Linked DNA regions of Mus musculus: all the other regions are linked to region 1. A link is a contact called in ENCODE Hi-C or POLR2A ChIA-PET data. All regions are on one chromosome and are shown on one strand. The core of a region is the stretch at or near the end of the contact, and the rest is flanking DNA. Distances in the headings are between cores, read along the strand shown.

Evidence for each region. A loop is a pair of places that touch in the nucleus more often than their neighbours do. ChIA-PET counts read pairs that join two places held with the same protein, here RNA polymerase II (POLR2A).
Region 2: POLR2A ChIA-PET joins it to region 1 with 25 read pairs in embryonic stem cell. The contact joins the promoter of Ncoa7 here to the promoter of Hddc2 in region 1. POLR2A ChIA-PET finds 5 or more read pairs at or near these places in 3 of 5 experiments (Patski and embryonic stem cell).
Region 3: a loop to region 1 is called in a map of left cerebral cortex, with 3 times the contacts of the local background. The contact joins the promoter of Rnf217 here to the promoter of Hddc2 in region 1. A Hi-C loop is called at or near these places in 5 of 37 maps with a recorded cell type or tissue (gastrocnemius, heart and left cerebral cortex). POLR2A ChIA-PET finds 5 or more read pairs at or near these places in 1 of 5 experiments (embryonic stem cell).

What each region holds. Positions count from the first base shown.
Region 1 is chr10:31,312,036-31,314,924 of GRCm38, forward strand. Hddc2 (HD domain containing 2) reads left to right here and starts at 1,370. Exons shown (of 6, transcript NM_027168.2): 1 at 1,370-1,448; 2 at 2,480-2,601. The coding sequence starts at 1,380.
Region 2 is chr10:30,801,787-30,804,675 of GRCm38, forward strand. It overlaps Ncoa7 (nuclear receptor coactivator 7), which reads right to left and starts at 1,540. Exons shown (of 16, transcript NM_172495.6): 1 at 1,043-1,540.
Region 3 is chr10:31,608,302-31,611,190 of GRCm38, forward strand. Rnf217 (ring finger protein 217) reads right to left here and starts at 1,424. Exons shown (of 6, transcript NM_001146349.1): 1 at 83-1,424. The coding sequence starts at 883.

The sequences.
Region 1 (2,889 bases), core at 120-2,619:
TTACTGCGATAACACCTGATTCAAACACTCTGATTAGAGTGACTAACAGTATGATTTATAGGGAGAAAGCAGATAGGGACTATATATAAAACCAGGAATAGGGCTTTCTACACCTAGGACCTTAGCATAGCAAGGCAGCCTGGTGGTGCTGGCATTTGAAGCTTGTGCTTTATAGATAACACAAACCACTCACCTACTTCAGTGCTGGAGAGCACTTGGGACCTCATGCACAGCTACACTACACTGCCAACTTTTCATTTCTTCTGTAGAGCTGACTTTAGAATCCTGGATGCTGCTCATGGATGCTACTTCAGTGCTGGAGAGCACTTGGGACCTCATGCACAGCTACACTATACTGCCAACTTTTCATTTCTTCTGTAGAGCTGACTTTAGAATCCTGGATGCTGCTCATGGATGCTGCCTCAGGGTTCTGTAGAATCTACTGAGCAACATTCTATACCAACATTATGCTATGATGACTATACATTTTCTAGTATAGTTCCCGGTATAGTATTCGGGCTCATATGGAAGAGGTGGTAGGTATATCAAGTAGTGAGAAACGAGAACAGACAATGGTTCATTAGAACCATCACCTTTTAGGGCCCTGTAAATAAATAAACCTACTTTGTTACAAATAAAATTGGAATTCCTTTTTATTTCTCTTTCTTCTTGAATCTTATTCATATCCTCGACTCCCTCTGCTTGAATTTGTCCATATCCATTAACTGCATTTAAAAGTTTGTACCATCAAATTGTCAATGGAAACTAGTCAGGTAGTCCTGGAAGATCCTGATCAGTTTCCTGGCAGAATGGATGCTTGTGGTTTCACCATGGGCTTCCTCTTACTAGCCCATTTCCTGCTTCCTCCAAAGTTTCCTGGTATGTCTGCCAAGCATTGCCTCCCTTCACAGGCTTGCCCAGTGCCTTTGTTAAACTGGTTAAGCGAAGCTTCTTATAGCTAGCTCTTCCTGCCAATCAGACACTGGGCTTCTAAGAAGCAAGGTTTGCAGGCATTATCCAGCTTCATCCTCCTTAGGCCTTTCTGCCCTTAGCGTCAAGCTGCGATTCCTGTGAAAGTTGATGGTTACTTGGGCAGAGACCATCCAAAGTCTGAGCACAGACCTTAGTACAGAGAAAGTGCTCTACCAAAGGAGGAAGTGGGGCTGTGAGGAGGAGCCAAAGGGTGGGGAGGAGCTGAAGGAGGGCGGGGAGGAGCTGAAGGAGGGCGGGGAGGAGCTGAAGGAGGGCGGGGAGGAGCTGAAGAAGGGCGGGGAGGAGCTGAAGGAGGGCGGGGAGGAGCTGAAGGAGGGCGGGGAGGAGCTGAAGGGGAATGGGGAGGGGCTTGAGGTTGACACCGCCCAGCTCTTATGCACTTCAGCATGGCTTTGGCCTCGTCCGGCTCTGGAGCCGGGCTGTTGCGTTTTCTGCGTCTAGTTGGGCAGCTCAAGGTGAGCGGGTGGGATCGGCTTGGCCGGGAGGCGGTGCGGCCCAGCTCAGGCACCGACCTCACGCAACCTCCCTCGCTCAGCCCGGCGTTGCTGGCGGGTACGCAGCCGAGGCTGGACCGGGGACTCGTGCACGCTCCATGCCCAGCGCGGCCACAACCCAGGCCATGGCGATGCTGCGGAGCGGCAGCGGAAGGCAGGAGCCGAAACCCCTGCACGTAGGCTGTGGAAACCTTCCTCTATCACCGTGACTTCCGGAACTGTTGGTTTCAGTAAATCGGTTTCAGCGTGCACCAGCCCTTGCTTGGCAGAGCTTGTGCAGAGCCCCCTTTGTTCCAAGATGAGCTGTTCTGTAACACTGCGACTATTTGTGAAATTCGTTAGATGCATAGAACTCCCAGAGAAAATGCAGACTTACACAGGTTGAGAAGTAGTGAAAGGCTTGACTGCCATGGAAACTCCTCCAAGCCATCTGAGTTAGAATTGGAGAGTCTGTCACATGTTGCATGTACAAAATATTCTATTATTGTATGAAATGAGTTTTTGGACGGCACAAACCTACTACTCTCATAGTTAGGAATAATACTGGGGCTTTGCTTTGCATTTTTCCTAACTACACCACAGATGAACAGCACAGGCTGGCAGCCTGGAACTTGGGTCTTCACCTGTTGAGTTCTTAGATTCCAGGCGTGTACCACCAGGCGTACCACCAGTTTTGCTTTTATGTCTAAAAACTTTTTGTGTATTATCCCATAGTTATACTTCACTAGCACAGAGTAAAGACTATTGGACTTTTGTATACTTTTGAACATTTTTGTATATTTGTGAATTGTCCACTCACTAGTGAGATTTCAGATTTTTATCGATATGATTAGTTTAAATGAAACATTTTTAAAAAAATAGGTTTGAAACCACGACTCAGCTGACATGTGGCTCTGTGGCCATTCTCTGGCATTTTCTTGAAGAGCACCTGTCATTTTTTGTTGTTGTTCCCAGGGATAGTGTTTTGTTTAATTCCTTATCTTATTTATTAGAGAGTTCCACGGACTGGCTGGGTATACAGAAATGTCGAAAAGCCAGAAAGCGTGTCAGATCACATGTACCGGATGGCAGTTATGGCCATGGTGACCAGAGATGACCGTCTTAACAAGGATAGGTAAGTTATTTGAACATTGATGCTTATGAAGGTTTCTGGACTCTGTGTGAGGATGACTTCAGTTGTAAACTATAGTAAGTTTTCTGTTACATTCTGCGTTGGTCTCAGGGGAAACAAGTGAGAAGTTAGGGCCTTAAAGGGTGAATATGTGTGAATTGTATCTTTGCATTAATTAGTATTTACTTGGCTTTGAACTATCTGCTTTTATGAATAATGATAGCCATTTCTGAGGCCATATTGTTGAACTAGTGTGGCAATAACTACATAGGAGCTATAAAGAGTTAGCAT
Region 2 (2,889 bases), core at 290-2,789, 510 kb before region 1:
TCAACAAATAACCAACAAACAGCTATAAGGCATTCAACATTGGGGAATTAGAGAATGGGAAGAGAAGGGGGGGGTGGTCGAGGAGTAGCAGGGGGAAGAGGACCTGGTAATGATGGTGATTCTGTCCTCTTAGTATTTATATTGATTCAGTTAGCCAAAATCTTTAATCTGAAATAGTGCTTATAAAATTGGAGCTTACAATAACAATTTTTTCAAAATTCTAAACCTTATTGCTTAACGTAAAATCCAAAACGGCAGCCTGAGAGGAAACAATTTTATTAAAAGCCCTAATGTATTACTTTTATTTCAAGAACAGGAAAAAAAGACTCAACCAGATTCTCAGAAAAGCAAGGGTCAGCTCAGAGTTGAAGGCGAGGCCGGAGACAAGACTGCCTCTGCTGGCGCATCTTTCAGAGTCTCAACTCCCGACACCTGTATCAAACTTGCAGCTCTCAAACCCATTGGCTCCAGTCAGCTTTATCCTACGAGAACACGCCAGCCTCATCCATCACCTACCTAGGTAATCTGATTTCTAGAAAGACTTTCCTTAAACTGACACCCAAAATGTTAAAGTGTTTGCACCACTGACTTTATATACCACTCGGCTAGCTGTAAATTACACAAAAATTCATAACCACCCCTAAATACCTCTAAAACAACAACCGTGGTCGTCTACATTTTAGCAAAAAGAACAGGAAGAACGCATTTGCTGATCCTGTTTTTTAAAAATGCAATGACACAATCTACTTGAGCTCGAGAAAAAGGCAACGGTCTCCTTTCAAAGAAGCTCCGCGCCAACCTATCCTTCCAAGCTCTCCCAGCCCCCAACCGAGGGTCCCCTGATTGTTAGCGAGGAGGGTCCAGTGGCCCTGCGCCCCGGCTCGGCCTCGAACGTTCCAAGCAGAGCGTTTCGGGTCCCCCGGGGGCTGCGCCCAGCGCCATTAGTACACCTCGGCAGCCCAGGAGGGAGGCTCCGGTTCTTCCTGGCCGCAGCATCAGCAGCCGGTAGCCTTCAAGGCCTGGCCCCGCCTCGGCGACCTACCTACTGGGCGGGGGCGCGGGCTCCGCGGGTCTGGGCGAAGTGGTTCGGGAGCACGCATTTCTGGGAGCCGTGGCCTCTGCCGCTGGGCGCTGGGAAGCGCATCCTCCGGGGTGGGAGGAGGGGGAGGGCCGGGGAGGGGATCGCCCGCCGAGGAGGAGCTAAGGGAGGCGTCAGGCGCTGCGGGGTGCGCTCCTGAAGGGCTCCGGAGTGCCGATCTGGCCCGAGCAGCCGCCGCCGGGGTGCTCGAGGCCTCGCCCAGGTACCTGCAGCAGCACCCACGGTCAGGGCGCCGGGCGCGAGCTGGGCGGAAGGCGGGGAGCTGCGGTGGCGCGACGCCAGCCCGGCGCCCGCCTCTAGCTCCGCCCGACCCGGGGCGCGCGCTGCACTCGTCTGCTGCGGCTGGGACCCGGGAGCTCAGCCGACCGCCTTAGCGATGCGGGCTGCAGCTGCGACATCTTGCCTGCCCCGTGCGACCTCGGAGCCGCAGGCTGGACAGCCTCGAGGTGGCTCGGGCCCCCGAACCCTGGGCCCAGCGGCTCCGCCCCGGAGAGCTGCGCGCGCGGCCTCCGCAGGCCCCGGCCATTTGTGACGCTGTGATGGTCAGGCAGTCAGTGAACCGAGTACGGTCTGCTTACCTGGCCCCTAATCTTATCCCTTTTAGCTGGCTCCTGTCTGGATCTTGGAGGGAAGTTAGCGCTTATGGGCACATGTGGAGTTAGAGCCCTTGCTGGAGCCTTAAAGTCCTTTTACTTCACCTTCCAGCTCTAGGACTAGGGGCAACCATAAATTCATCCTCTGTCATTTCCAGCATTGCCTTTGGCAAAGAGGCCCACTGTCTTCTTCTGTCCCCGGTACAACATCCTATAAGCTGCCCAATTGTAAACCTTATAGCCAAGGCAATGCGATGTAGCAACGGGCAGTTCAGCTGGCTCTTGGCTGGGGCTGGAGAGCAGCTGAGTGGGAAGGTTTTTTTGTTTTTTCTTTTTTTTTTTGTATGAGCCCAGGGCCCTGTTTCTGTGAGCTTCCAACCTGTATTGGACGCTGTTCCCTTTACAGTCCAGTGGCTATAACTGCAAGATGACTCGGAGGATCTGATCGTGAAGATCACTCTTAAATACAGGAAGAAAAAAGTGTGTGTGTGACAGGTGTGTCCTAAGCCATCAACACACACAGTACATAGAGGCTTCCCCAGGTTGCTGCTGCTTCTTGGTACTGCCAGTCTCTCTGGAGGGTGGAGCAAAGCCCTTAGCAGCCATGACTCTGAGATTTCAGCAGCAGATGATGTTACATGGTCATGCAAATATGGAATCACTTCCTGGTTTTGCACTGACCATCTGTAAATTCTGACATCGGGTTTGCATGTTTATGCTTTGAGTAGGAGACACTTCTTTCTGTGTTCTTTACACCCCTTTTGGTATCAACCTTGAGTGCAGGCTCTGCTGCAGGTACTGTTCCCACCCTTTAACTCGGTCAGCACCCTTTTGTGCCTATGAACCCAAGGTTCTGACGAGAAATAAAATAGGCCTTGATTTCTTTTCTCTTAGGCAAAAGTATAACTGAGTATGTGTTCAAAGTGGTGACTTGCTGATAGAGTGTTCCCCAAGTTTTCCAATGCAATGCCAAACAATGACACTGTCTTCATTATCTCCCCTGGAAGTACATGATGGATCACATGCTAAGGATAGTTTGTCACTAAAGTGAAAGTCTGAATAGAATGGGGAGTTGTACTCAAATGGTTGGGATTGGGGGTGCTTCTAATTTAAAGATTCTTTGGTCATTCTTTTTTGTGACTGAGTATTGACTGATTCTTCTGAGTATTGACTGATTCATCTGAGTCTTGTCTTCAC
Region 3 (2,889 bases), core at 174-2,673, 300 kb after region 1:
TCACCTCTGTCCTTGCTAGGAAGTTTAATGCCTTGCCATGGCGATCAGGGCTGAGGGTGGGCAGAGAGTAGTGGAGAGTTACCTGAGAGCTCAGGTAGATTTTGAGGCACTCCTCGCACACCGCCTTCTTGCAGCAGGGCAGGGGCTTGATGGGTTTGTCTTCCAGGCACACCCGGCACATCAGCACCATGAGGGGCGCATAGGGGTCCCCTACTCCCCCCAGGCCAGAGTAGGGTGGAGCCCCTAATAGGCCAGGCACGGAGAAGGGCTCCGGAGCCAGGTAGAACTCCAGCTCGATGCTGCCGCCGTCGGGGGAAAGGGGGTCAGCCGGGAGCGACAGCGGGGAGCTGGGGAAGGAGGGCGGCGGGCTGGCGGGAATCGGCCCCAGCGGTGCTTGAGGTGGGGACTCCGACGGCGACGGGGACTCGGCGGAGGGGGCCTCGGGCAAGTCGCTCTCCACGCAGTACACGGAGCAGAGGACTTGCGGCTTGGCGGGGGGCGGGTGTCGCTGGGCCAGCACGTCCAGGAGCAGCCCGTCGGGGGGCTGCTGGCCGGGGGGCGCCTCCCGTGGCCCCGCTCCCTCCGCCTCGCGCTCCAGCTGCAGTTCCAGACTCTGGGGGTCCAGGGGCCCGCTGAGTGGCAGTCGCGCGGGCTGCCCTGCCGGGGCCCGGTTGCTCGCAGGCTCCTGGACACTCGCGTCCACGCAGCCCGGGTCTCTGCCGCCGCCGCCGCCGTTCGGCCGTGAAGAGGAGGCTGCAGCGCGCGGCCCGGCTGTCCGGACGCGGTCCCCTCGCGGCCTGGGGGACTCGGGCTGGCCCGCCGAGCCTCCGCCAGAGGCCCGCGCCCCGCCGCTGCCGCTCACCGTGCTCTGCTCCTCGCCCATCGCCGCCCGCGGCCTGCGCCGCCGCCGCCCATCCAGCCGCCCGGACCCCCAGCCGGCGCCGGGCAGCGCGGGCAAGCGGCTCCGCTCCACTCGCGGCGGCCCTTCTGCTTCCGGATCCCTCCTCCGGGGCCGGGACGCCCCAAGCGCCCTCCGGGGAGCCCGGGCTCCCGGGCCGCAGCGTGCGGGCAGCCGGCTCCTCCTCCTCCACCTCGTAGTCGTCGTCTTCCTCCTCGTCCGGCGCGGCCGGGCACCGCCTCGAGGACTCCGAGGGCCTCAGGCTGAGGGGGCCCGGCCCGCATGCACGTCGCGGCGCTGCCGCGGACCCGCGAGTCCCGGGTGGGGCGGAAGAGTTCCCGGGAGGCGGGAGGAGACGGTCAGCCCCGCGCCATCCCTGCCTCCGCGGCGGGGCGCGCAGCCGGCGATCCCGAGGGTCGCCGGGCCTGTGGCGTCACCGAGAGGTGGCCGAGTCCGCAAGCAGTGGCTGGTGTCCCTGGAGGAGAAGCGGGAGACCTCCCTCTCCTCGTGCAGCACCTAGGGCCCTGCTCCCTCCCCTCACCCCACCCCTTTGGCACACACCTCCCCACACGTACACACATACGCGCGCGGGCGCCCACGCACACAGTCGCACGCACACAGGAGTGAGGGTGATCTAAGCTGAGCTGTGCTCTCACCCCTAAGAATTCCCACTCGGCCCCAGCCAAATGCTTAAGCGCTTGCAGGCGCCCCTTAGTGCTCTGCTTTAAGTAGAACTTCCGACAAAAACTGCTGGACCCTGGGCTCTGGACGGAGAACACACTGGGATGTCACGCTCGAGAAGTAGAGGCGATGGTGTGCATTCTACCTGGTGCGATAGGAAGGATCTTCGAAAACCATAAATAACCCAAAAGCACTTGTCGTCTGCTCCTCCAACTATAATATTTACAAGCACTAAGGAATAACTAATCTGACATTTACTGCTTTTCCTCTGCTCAGTGTTCTCTCGCGAATTATTTTTGTGGGCTCTTGGGGTTTTGTTTGTTTGTTTGTTTGGTTTTTGTTTTGTTTCTGAACCCCTTTAAGTGGGTAGCCTGGCCTGATTAATCAGCTGGATCATCATTAGGAATCAGGGAAACTTATTAACATAACCATATTCATACCCAAAACTGTTTCCAAGGCAACAATTATATCTCAGCCAGAACTTAATTATGTGTTGATCTATCTTTATTTTACAGGAAGTATTAGTCACCCAAACACTGGTGTGATTTAGTTTTCTAAAGCCAATGAAAACATTTTTGGGAAGCCAACCATTTTTATTTTTTTAAAATAGGGAGGGAATTCAATTTACACATTCATGTCAAAGGAAAAATCTGTTAAATGTGTAGATTATTTTTTAACCTTGAAGTTGTTATTGATTTGTTCTAAAATATTTTCCAAGGCAAATGCAAAGGCTACAAGGGAACTAAGAATTCAGTATTGACCAAGCAGAGACCCAAAGGTCATGGGTTTCAATCAGGTGCGGTTGAAGCTCAGGTACACCAGAGCATGGTGACTTGCCGCCAGATGCCCTGGCACTCAGTAGTCTGACCCAAGAATGAAGAATAACTATTTTTTGATGATTAAATGGTACTCAGGCAGCCTGGAGAGATAGCTCACTCACTCAATCCTCAGTATCCACCTCAGAAACACAACCCGCTGGAAAGCCCAGACAGGTAAGTGGACGGATGTTGCTGGGACTCCAGAAGACTCCATCTCCCTGTTCAAGGATTGCCCTTTCTTTCCTTACCAGGACTTCTTCCTGCTACATGCTGCTAGCATTTCTGAGCAACATGTCATCTTCCTCTAGGTAAATCCTCTCGTGCCTGACTCCTGGGCCTGGCACCTCTAGCATGAGGTCTGGGACTCACAGGTCCCCAACAGCACAGAGGAATCATAACGCAATCCTATAATGGTGGGTCTTTGCTCAGTCTATCCCAGGTTCATGGAGCACCACTGATAAGTGTGCTGATGGGATTTCTTTCTTTCTTTCT